Linked DNA regions of Homo sapiens: regions 1 and 2 are each linked to region 3. A link is a contact called in ENCODE Hi-C or POLR2A ChIA-PET data. All regions are on one chromosome and are shown on one strand. The core of a region is the stretch at or near the end of the contact, and the rest is flanking DNA. Distances in the headings are between cores, read along the strand shown.

Region 1 (2,700 bases), core at 152-2,651, 100 kb after region 3:
TCCCAGCCAACTACGTCCAGAAGCGGGAGGGCGTGAAGGCGGGTACCAAACTCAGCCTCATGCCGTGAGTACCACGAGGAGGGGTTGGGGAGGGAAGGGGCCTTGGTCCTCCTGAAGGAGCATCAGGAGCAAGCAGGGAGGCCAGAGTGAGGGGCTTGGGTGTTGGGGAGGGCCTCAGGAGGAGGTGCAGGGTGCGGGTGCGGGACCTCACAGAGCAGGGCTGGGGGCAGAGGCAGGAGGGTGGCAAAGAAGGGACAGGGAGCAGAAGAAGAGGGCCTCAAATGCCTGACTGAGCGAGTGCGAGCCACGGGTGCCAAGCAGAGGGAACCCCTTCAGAAAGGGGAGCCAGGGTCAGTACCTTTGGGCCACCATGACCTCCAGCCCTGCTGCTCCCCAGTTGGTTCCACGGCAAGATCACACGGGAGCAGGCTGAGCGGCTTCTGTACCCGCCGGAGACAGGCCTGTTCCTGGTGCGGGAGAGCACCAACTACCCCGGAGACTACACGCTGTGCGTGAGCTGCGACGGCAAGGTGGAGCACTACCGCATCATGTACCATGCCAGCAAGCTCAGCATCGACGAGGAGGTGTACTTTGAGAACCTCATGCAGCTGGTGGAGGTGAGCTGGGGGGTACAGAGCCTTGCTCCCACCCTCACACACCCTAAACCCATCTGGGGCCCTGGCTTCTAGCTCCAGCCCCACTGCTTCTGCGTGGTGACCAGCCATGTGGGGCAACTTCTGTGAGCCCTTGTTTCCTCACACCTTGGTGGAGCAGCTGCTGCGTGCCAGGACTCACCTCTGACCCCACAGTGCCACCATGAGGAGGGGAGCCTTATCCTCATTTTATAGACCAGGAGTTGAAGGTTCAGAGCAGTTAGGGGACCCACCTGAGGTCCCACAGATATAATTTGGTGCCAGGACTAGAATCTGAGTCTGTCTGATCCCAGAGCTAACTTTCCTCCAGCCACTCACAGACCTGCATGCTCAGAAGCGTGTGCAGAAACATGAGCCATGCGCCTTGATCGCCAGGGCCCCTGAGGCTCTCGCACCTGCACGGACATGCCCACAGGTCCCTGCAGCTTCCCAGGCCAGCTCTGCCAGCCCTGGCCAGGCCACACCTGGCATCCGGTAGCCACAGGAAGCCTCCCGTGTCCCTCTGTATTCACTCTTATCTCCCTCCCCTACTGGCCTGGCTTGGCCTGTGGCAGGTGAGGGTGGGGTCCTGGGCACTCCTGGCTAGAGGCTGGTTTCAGGACTGAGCCATGGGTTGCCCTCTGCATCAGATACCCATGGGGCCCAGAGTGGTAGCAGCAGCTGAGTGTCCAGCAACCGCATGTAGGGTGGCATGGGAAATGGGCCATACGTCATAATCTGGGACTTCCCTAACCCCTGCCCTACCAGAAATGGGGAGCCCTCCCCACTCAGTGACTCCAGGCTAGGCGGGGCTGGCCTCTGCCGCCCTCTGGTGGTCAGGCCTGGACGGTGCATATGGGGCACCTTGGGCTGTCTCTGAGCACCCTGCCCCCCACACCCTGCAGCACTACACCTCAGACGCAGATGGACTCTGTACGCGCCTCATTAAACCAAAGGTCATGGAGGGCACAGTGGCGGCCCAGGATGAGTTCTACCGCAGTGAGTGCACCCCACCCCAGACCTCTTGCCCACCCACCTCCTCCCACGCAGGCTTCCTGGCACTGCCCCATCCAGGAACCTCCAGAGAACCCCAGTGCCTGATAGTCCAGTCAGCCTCTGTCATCCCAGCCATGTCCCTAGTGGCCTCCAGGCCCTCACTGGCCCCTCCCCACAGGCGGCTGGGCCCTGAACATGAAGGAGCTGAAGCTGCTGCAGACCATCGGGAAGGGGGAGTTCGGAGGTGAGCTGGGCCGGGCCCCCTGGGGGGGTTCTGAGGGACTCCGAACTTGGGAACAAGACCACCTCTCTGCCCCCAGACGTGATGCTGGGCGATTACCGAGGGAACAAAGTCGCCGTCAAGTGCATTAAGAACGACGCCACTGCCCAGGCCTTCCTGGCTGAAGCCTCAGTCATGACGTGAGTGGGGGCGGGGTAGGGGGGAGGTTGGCCTAGGTTAGGAGTGAGGCACCAGCTTCCCCTTTCTGACCACTCTCGTCCTGCCCCAGGCAACTGCGGCATAGCAACCTGGTGCAGCTCCTGGGCGTGATCGTGGAGGAGAAGGGCGGGCTCTACATCGTCACTGAGTACATGGCCAAGGTGGGCACCTGCCGAGACCCGGCACTCAGGCCTTCCAACTGCCCCGAAACCCCCACTGTGCTCTAGGGCCCCTGCTCCCTCAGTCCCCCGACCCCAAGTGAGCTTTTAGGTCACCAGGGCTGGGCTTTTGTCCTGGTTTACCATTCATTGACTGTAACATTGGACAAATCATGTCACCTCCAAGCCTCAGCATCACATCTGGGAAATGGAGATAATAACAACTTAGAGATTTGTGAGAGTCAAGGGATAAGGCATGAATAACACAGAGCAGTGTCCGGCATGGATGTTCTGGCCCCTCCCCACTCCTTCCCTGTCTCACACCTCCCTGGAGTGTCAACACCCACCCGGCCCCAGCGTGCTGTGTGAGAGGGCTGCAGGGCACGTCTGACCTCGGCCTGGTCTGTCCTTCCTGCCCCCAGGGGAGCCTTGTGGACTACCTGCGGTCTAGGGGTCGGTCAGTGCTGGGCGGAGA
Region 2 (2,700 bases), core at 184-2,683, 65 kb before region 3:
CAAGACTGCTGGGTGCTGGCAATGGGGCTTCTTGCAAACTGCCCCAGAGGGGCCCTTAGCCCTACCCCTTCCCCATAGGGTGGCTATGAATGTAATTGGGGAACACCAGAAGAGCCAGATGTCAGAAGCCCTGCTGCTTCCTGTCCCTCTCTCTCCTCGAAATTTTGGGAAGAACTAGGCAGGACTGAGGTGAGGGGGAGGGAAGACCTAGACATGGCCAGGAAGCCTCTGTCAACTGCATTTGGTGCTCGGACAAGTGAATTTCGCAGAGGTGATCTCTACCCACCTGTCAGGACTTTGCATGTGGGGGCAGAGGCATCAACCCAGCAAGACACCTAGTAGCCTGGCAAGTTCCGAGCAAAACGTTAAACAGGCATGAAAGGAAAGGAGCTGCTCATTGTCCAGGAGGGCGGAAGTAGAGTCCTCCAAGGAGGCATCACTGCCTCCTCGATCCAGTCCAGCAAGGCGTCCCAGAGGCAAGGGGACCTGCTGTGGCTTCCCACGACCCTGCCGTCACACTGAGGCACCTTGTGTCCCTGAGCAGAGTTACATGCTCCAAGACTCCCTGGAGCACGTGCAGCTGTTTGACCTGATGAGGAGGATGTTAGAATTTGACCCTGCCCAGCGCATCACACTGGCCGAGGCCCTGCTGCACCCCTTCTTTGCTGGCCTGACCCCTGAGGAGCGGTCCTTCCACACCAGCCGCAACCCAAGCAGATGACAGGCACAGGCCACCGCATGAGGAGATGGAGGGCGGGACTGGGCCGCCCAGCCCCTTGACTCCAGCCTCGACCGCCAGGCCCCAGGCCAGAGCCACCCAATGAACAGTGCAATGTGAAGGAAGGCAGGAGCCTGCAGGGGAGCAGACTTGGTGCCCAGCTGCCAGAAAGCACAGATTTGACCCAAGCTATTTATATGTTATAAAGTTATAATAAAGTGTTTCTTACTGTTTGTAACCCCTGGTACCAGTGTGTCCATCTCCAGGCTCCTTGCCTTCCCCTTACCTGACCTTATTAATAAAGTCTTTCTTAGCAGTTCAGCTTGTGGAGAGCTAAGTGTGAACTGGGCCAGGCACAGAAGAGCTAGGCAGGGGTAAGACCAGAATTGGGGACATCCTCTGGGCCCAGGCTGCTGAGCAGTCCTAGATGGCACCTCTGCCCTGCTGGCTTCTGTACCTCTCAGCCCCAGAGAACCTAAGGGAATCAGCCCACCGTGGCTAGCCAGGTGGGGTCTGGTTTTCCACAGCCTGCCAGTCCCATTACTGGCCAGGACTTTAGGCTGTATGTGCCCAACAACTATGGCCTGCTGAGGGCAGGAGACGAGTGGGGCGGGTTCCTAGGCTGGGACAGACAGCACCTCATGACAGCCTACAGAGCAAGTCACACGGCACAGGACTCAGTCAGTCATTCAGCTTTATTTCAGTGCTGGTTTTTGGTTCCCTAAGAGCTGCATGAGTGCTAGGCTTCACCACGTGACTGGGGGCCCCTTGGGAACTGGGTACTATGGGCAGGATGCCCCTGAAAAGAACTGAAGACAGAGGAATCATACTTCTCTTTAATACCTCTGGGGAAGGCCCAGGCTAAGGATGAGGGCAGGGACCAGTCCCAGTGCCCCCTGGGGAGAGAAGAGGGAGAAGCTTGGGCACAAACTCCCAGTGGCCCTGCAAGGCTATCATCCCTGGATCTTGCTGGAGTGGACAGTCTTCTGGGCCAGGGTTGTTCTAGCTTGTTTCTCACTGTACCTAATCAGGGGGCCTAACTGCATTAACAGGCAGCCAGAACCTACCTACCAAAAAGCCTGTAACCTAGACTGCTCCTCAGATTTTGGCCAAGAGAGGGCCCCGGCTTGGGAGCTGCTTGGCCCTGAGAGTGAGCAGAGGCTCAGAGAATACACAGCACAAGGGTTACAGTCCCTGGCCTCTTCCCATCGCTGGAGACAATTTAAGACTGAAGGGAAGATGAGAGGAGGGGCCAGCCCTCTACCCTGGCTCATCTGCTTCTGGCTATGTTCCTACAAGGGAAGTGATAACAGCCTGAAACCCGTGGTACCAGGGCCTACCCTATGTCCACAATCCTTGGTGAGCCCTTCTGTCCACCCATCCACCCGCTCAGCCAGCCTGGGCAGACACAGAGCAGAAGCAGCCTGAAGCCCTGAAGCAGGCTTAAACACAAGTCCTTGACAGGAATCCCTGCCAGGATTCCAGGCATAGATCCTGTTCTACCAGCCTCCAGGGCCTAGAGCTTGGCACCTTAGGATTTGAGCATCAGTGTGTTCCTATGGTTGGAACCCACACCAGCTAGCTCATCCAGAACTAGCCTCATTTTGCCATCTTTGAGACAGGGTGCTGGCCCCAAGCCTACTCATCTAGACTGGACAAATGTAAAAGGTTCAAAGCCCAGATGATGTAAGAGCTGGGGTGGAGCTCAAGCACGGGAGCCCATCTGCCTGCTCTGGGATGACAGCTGCAAAGGACCGTTTCAGGGGAAGGGCAGAGGGGATGAAAGAGTAGGTGGGGCATGTATGTGCGGGCAAAGGGCTGGAGGAGTGGTGGCCTAGGACAGAAGCACCAGGAAGCCTCTTCTGGTTCAGCACCAGGCTCCCCCAGGGATATCCCCATCTGAGGGGTCTGGCCCCAGACTAGGCAAAGGCTCAACCTGCTCAGCTTTGAGGGTGGGGGCGGGCACTGCTGGCAAGATGGGC
Region 3 (2,700 bases), core at 83-2,582:
CTTCTGTAGAAAGGGTAAGTAAACTTTTCATTGGTGTGTGTGTGTGTGTACACACTGAGTGTGCAGGGGCACAATAAGTCATGATGTATAATATATCTAACTGTGGGTCACAGGTAAAAAATTTTGAGACACTTTTCTAGCCCCACAGCCCTATGCCAAGGAGGCTCTACCAAGAAATTGGTAATAAACAAAATGTCATGTTTTTACATCATACAGAGAAACTAGCTAAGAGGATTTTGTGCTCAGTACACGTAATCTGCCATTCATTAAAAAAAAAAAAAAAGATTAGGATCCATCTGGGTGTCCAGTTGAAATACTAAACTGCTTGGAGACAGCCATTTCTGTTTTGGTGGGGTGAAGACCTGTATTTGAGACAGCAGACTGAAATCGGTTTGGTCTGTGGCGAAGGAAGAGAAGAAAAACCATTCTGGGTCGCGAGTTCCTCACCTGTAACCACAGGAGAAGACTGTTGGCTTGGTCAGTTGATTTTCAACTAATCTCCCAATTGAAGAGTTAGGCGAAGCAATTGCTATTGGGAGATTAACTGAAAATTAACTGACCAAGCCAACAAGGACTATGCCTCCCACAAACCAAAACACTTTAACCACTCAGCAAGTCAAGTATTGATACATACAATCAATATCACACAAAGTGTACTGAAAAGAACCACAGACTTGCATCAAAGGCAGAAATGAATCCAGGGATAACTTCCTGGGATTCGAAGATGTGACCTGGTAGGTATAAATTTCTCAGGCATCCTCTTTTTCTACCCTCCAGTTCATCTCCGTCCTCAAGCTATCAGTCATGGATGTGGCACTGGCGTTCTTCTCTGCCACCGTATCTCATTATGCAAAGGGAAACTGAGGCACGAAGAACAGAGTGAGTGAGCCAAAGAACTGCAGCAGCCACCAACAAGGCTGGACTAAGGGCCCAAGCAGCTAATGCCTCACTCCCCACACAATCCCCATACTATTTAGAATCCTGCAGTCCTCAGCCTTCCACCTCAAACCAAACTCCTGGGGCCGCCCGTAGTACGTGGTCCCCTGCTCATCCGATGAAGCCCCCAGCTCTTGCCTGCCTGCCTGCCTCTATAAAGGTCTACGAGGCCTGGAACTCTGAAGCCTAAAGCAACCCCGGCAGCCCCCTCCCACGACCGTCCACAAACCAGTAGCCTCCCTTCGCTCCCACCTCCGCGCCGACGGGCCTGGAGCTCCTCCGCACACCACACCAAGCCGACCACTCAACACCAGAGGACCCACAGAAGAATTCTCTCCACGCCCACCCCCACAGCATCGGCCTTCACCACCGCCGCCGCTGCCGGAAGCGCCCCCACGTCTCCACGCCACCACCGTGAGGTCACTTCCGGCGCGACACCTTGGAATCCAGGGCCGTCAATTGAGGGGCGTGGCACCCGGGAAATTTAAGAGGTTGGAAGAACGTCCCTTCGGCCTTACAGAATTGCGCTTGGGTAGTCATTTTGCCCTCCACGCTTACTTATGTCCTGTGGCGTCTTGGCTGGAATCGGGGCTCTACCCACGACTCCCCAGCCTCGATGCCTGGGCCCCCCTCTTGCAGGCTCGATGAAAAGCACCCGCTTCCCCTCCTGTTACCCCAGCGCCAATCGCAGAGCTGGAGCGGAGGACTTTCAGGGAGGCCTGGTGACGTGACAGCCCCTCCGTGCTAAACTGCAGCTGTGGGACTTAATAAGTGCGACAACCCCCTGATGGATTAAAGAAAACAAGATATTCCTGCCGTGGTCGATCTTCAAAGCGTATCAGCTTCAGCCCTTTTGGGGGTTAAAATCAGCCAGTCCGTGCTTGACTGCTCTCCCTTCCCCCATACTCAGTACACAGGAAAGTGCCGCTCTTCTACCCCTGGCATTTTAGAGTCTTGATTTGTGGGGAGACGGGAAAGCATGCGTTTAGGGCCAAGACCGTGTAATGAGGAATATTGCACAGCCTTGAAGCCTGACACCTGGTTTGGGAACCACTACTTGGGCGAATAGCATAGAGTAGGGTAGCAGTTCCAAACCTAGCTCTACAAAATCAGTTGAAGAACTTTGTAAAATCTACACTTTCTAGGGGACTGCTTCACCCTTCCCCCTCCATCACCAGAGATTCCCTAGGTCAGAAGGGGTCCTTGTCTTTTAAAATTACTGTTATTAATGAACACTTATAGAGCAGTTTTTGGTTCAGGGCAAAACTGAACAGAAAGTACAGAGTTCCCATATATCCCCTGTACACACAGGCACATACACAACTTGTCCCCTCATGGACATCTTGTGCTACAGTGGTACATTTGGTAACAATTGATTACCCAACTTTGACACATCATTATCACCCAGAGTCCATAGTTTACATTAGAGTTTACTCTCGGTGTTGCACATTCTGTGGGTTTTGACATATATGTAATGACATGTATCCACCATTATGGTATCATACACGATAGTTTCACTGCCCTGAAAATCCTCTGTCCTCTGCCTATTTATCCTTCTCAGTCCCCTAACCACTGGCAACCACTGCTCCTTTTACTGTCTCCATAGTTTTGCCTTTTCCAGAATCCCATATAGTTGGAATCATACAGTATGCAGCCTTTTCACATCGGATTCTTTCACTTATGCACTTAAAGTTCTTCCATGTCTTTTCATGGCTTGATAGCTCATTTCTTTTTTGTGCTGAATAATAATATTCCATCGTCTGG

What was found. Hi-C counts contacts between places; a loop is a spot of excess contacts on that map. ChIA-PET counts read pairs that join two places held with the same protein, here RNA polymerase II (POLR2A). Pooled maps may share reads with other maps.
Region 1: a loop to region 3 is called in a pooled map, with 6 times the contacts of the local background. The contact joins the enhancer-like site here to the promoter of EDC3 in region 3. A Hi-C loop is called at or near these places in 9 of 50 pooled maps. POLR2A ChIA-PET finds 5 or more read pairs at or near these places in 4 of 52 experiments (CD4-positive, alpha-beta memory T cell, activated T-cell and naive thymus-derived CD4-positive, alpha-beta T cell).
Region 2: a map of head of caudate nucleus shows a loop between it and region 3 (2.2-fold over the local background). The contact joins the enhancer-like site here to the promoter of EDC3 in region 3. A Hi-C loop is called at or near these places in 11 of 168 maps with a recorded cell type or tissue (Caco-2, Calu3, IMR-90 and 7 more) and 13 of 50 pooled maps. POLR2A ChIA-PET finds 5 or more read pairs at or near these places in 9 of 52 experiments (A673, AG04450, CD4-positive, alpha-beta T cell and 6 more).

What each region holds. Positions count from the first base shown.
Region 1 is chr15:74,798,875-74,801,574 of GRCh38, forward strand. It overlaps CSK (C-terminal Src kinase), which reads left to right. Exons shown (of 13, transcript NM_004383.3): 4 at 1-64; 5 at 398-617; 6 at 1,538-1,631; 7 at 1,807-1,872; 8 at 1,949-2,048; 9 at 2,138-2,228; 10 at 2,648-2,700. Among named protein-coding and RNA genes, the nearest start is that of MIR4513, 11 kb to the left of the region's middle. RefSeq lists enhancers at 1-680, 956-1,807, 1,210-1,329, 1,334-1,628, 1,808-2,657 and 1 more. Within about 2 kb of position 1,402, at least 20 of the 41 ENCODE cell types and tissues checked have a DNase peak (open chromatin) inside an H3K27ac peak, as active enhancers do.
Region 2 is chr15:74,629,163-74,631,862 of GRCh38, forward strand. It overlaps CLK3 (CDC like kinase 3), which reads left to right. Exons shown (of 13, transcript NM_001130028.2): 13 at 545-1,039. The coding sequence ends at 721. It overlaps EDC3 (enhancer of mRNA decapping 3), which reads right to left. Exons shown (of 7, transcript NM_025083.5): 7 at 1,396-2,700. Among named protein-coding and RNA genes, the nearest start is that of CLK3, 15 kb to the left of the region's middle. RefSeq lists an enhancer at 163-663. Within about 2 kb of position 1,434, at least 3 of the 41 ENCODE cell types and tissues checked have a DNase peak (open chromatin) inside an H3K27ac peak, as active enhancers do; they include OCI-LY7, where a contact is called at or near this core.
Region 3 is chr15:74,694,692-74,697,391 of GRCh38, forward strand. It overlaps EDC3 (enhancer of mRNA decapping 3), which reads right to left and starts at 1,333. Exons shown (of 7, transcript NM_025083.5): 1 at 1,189-1,333. RefSeq lists an enhancer at 1,293-1,382.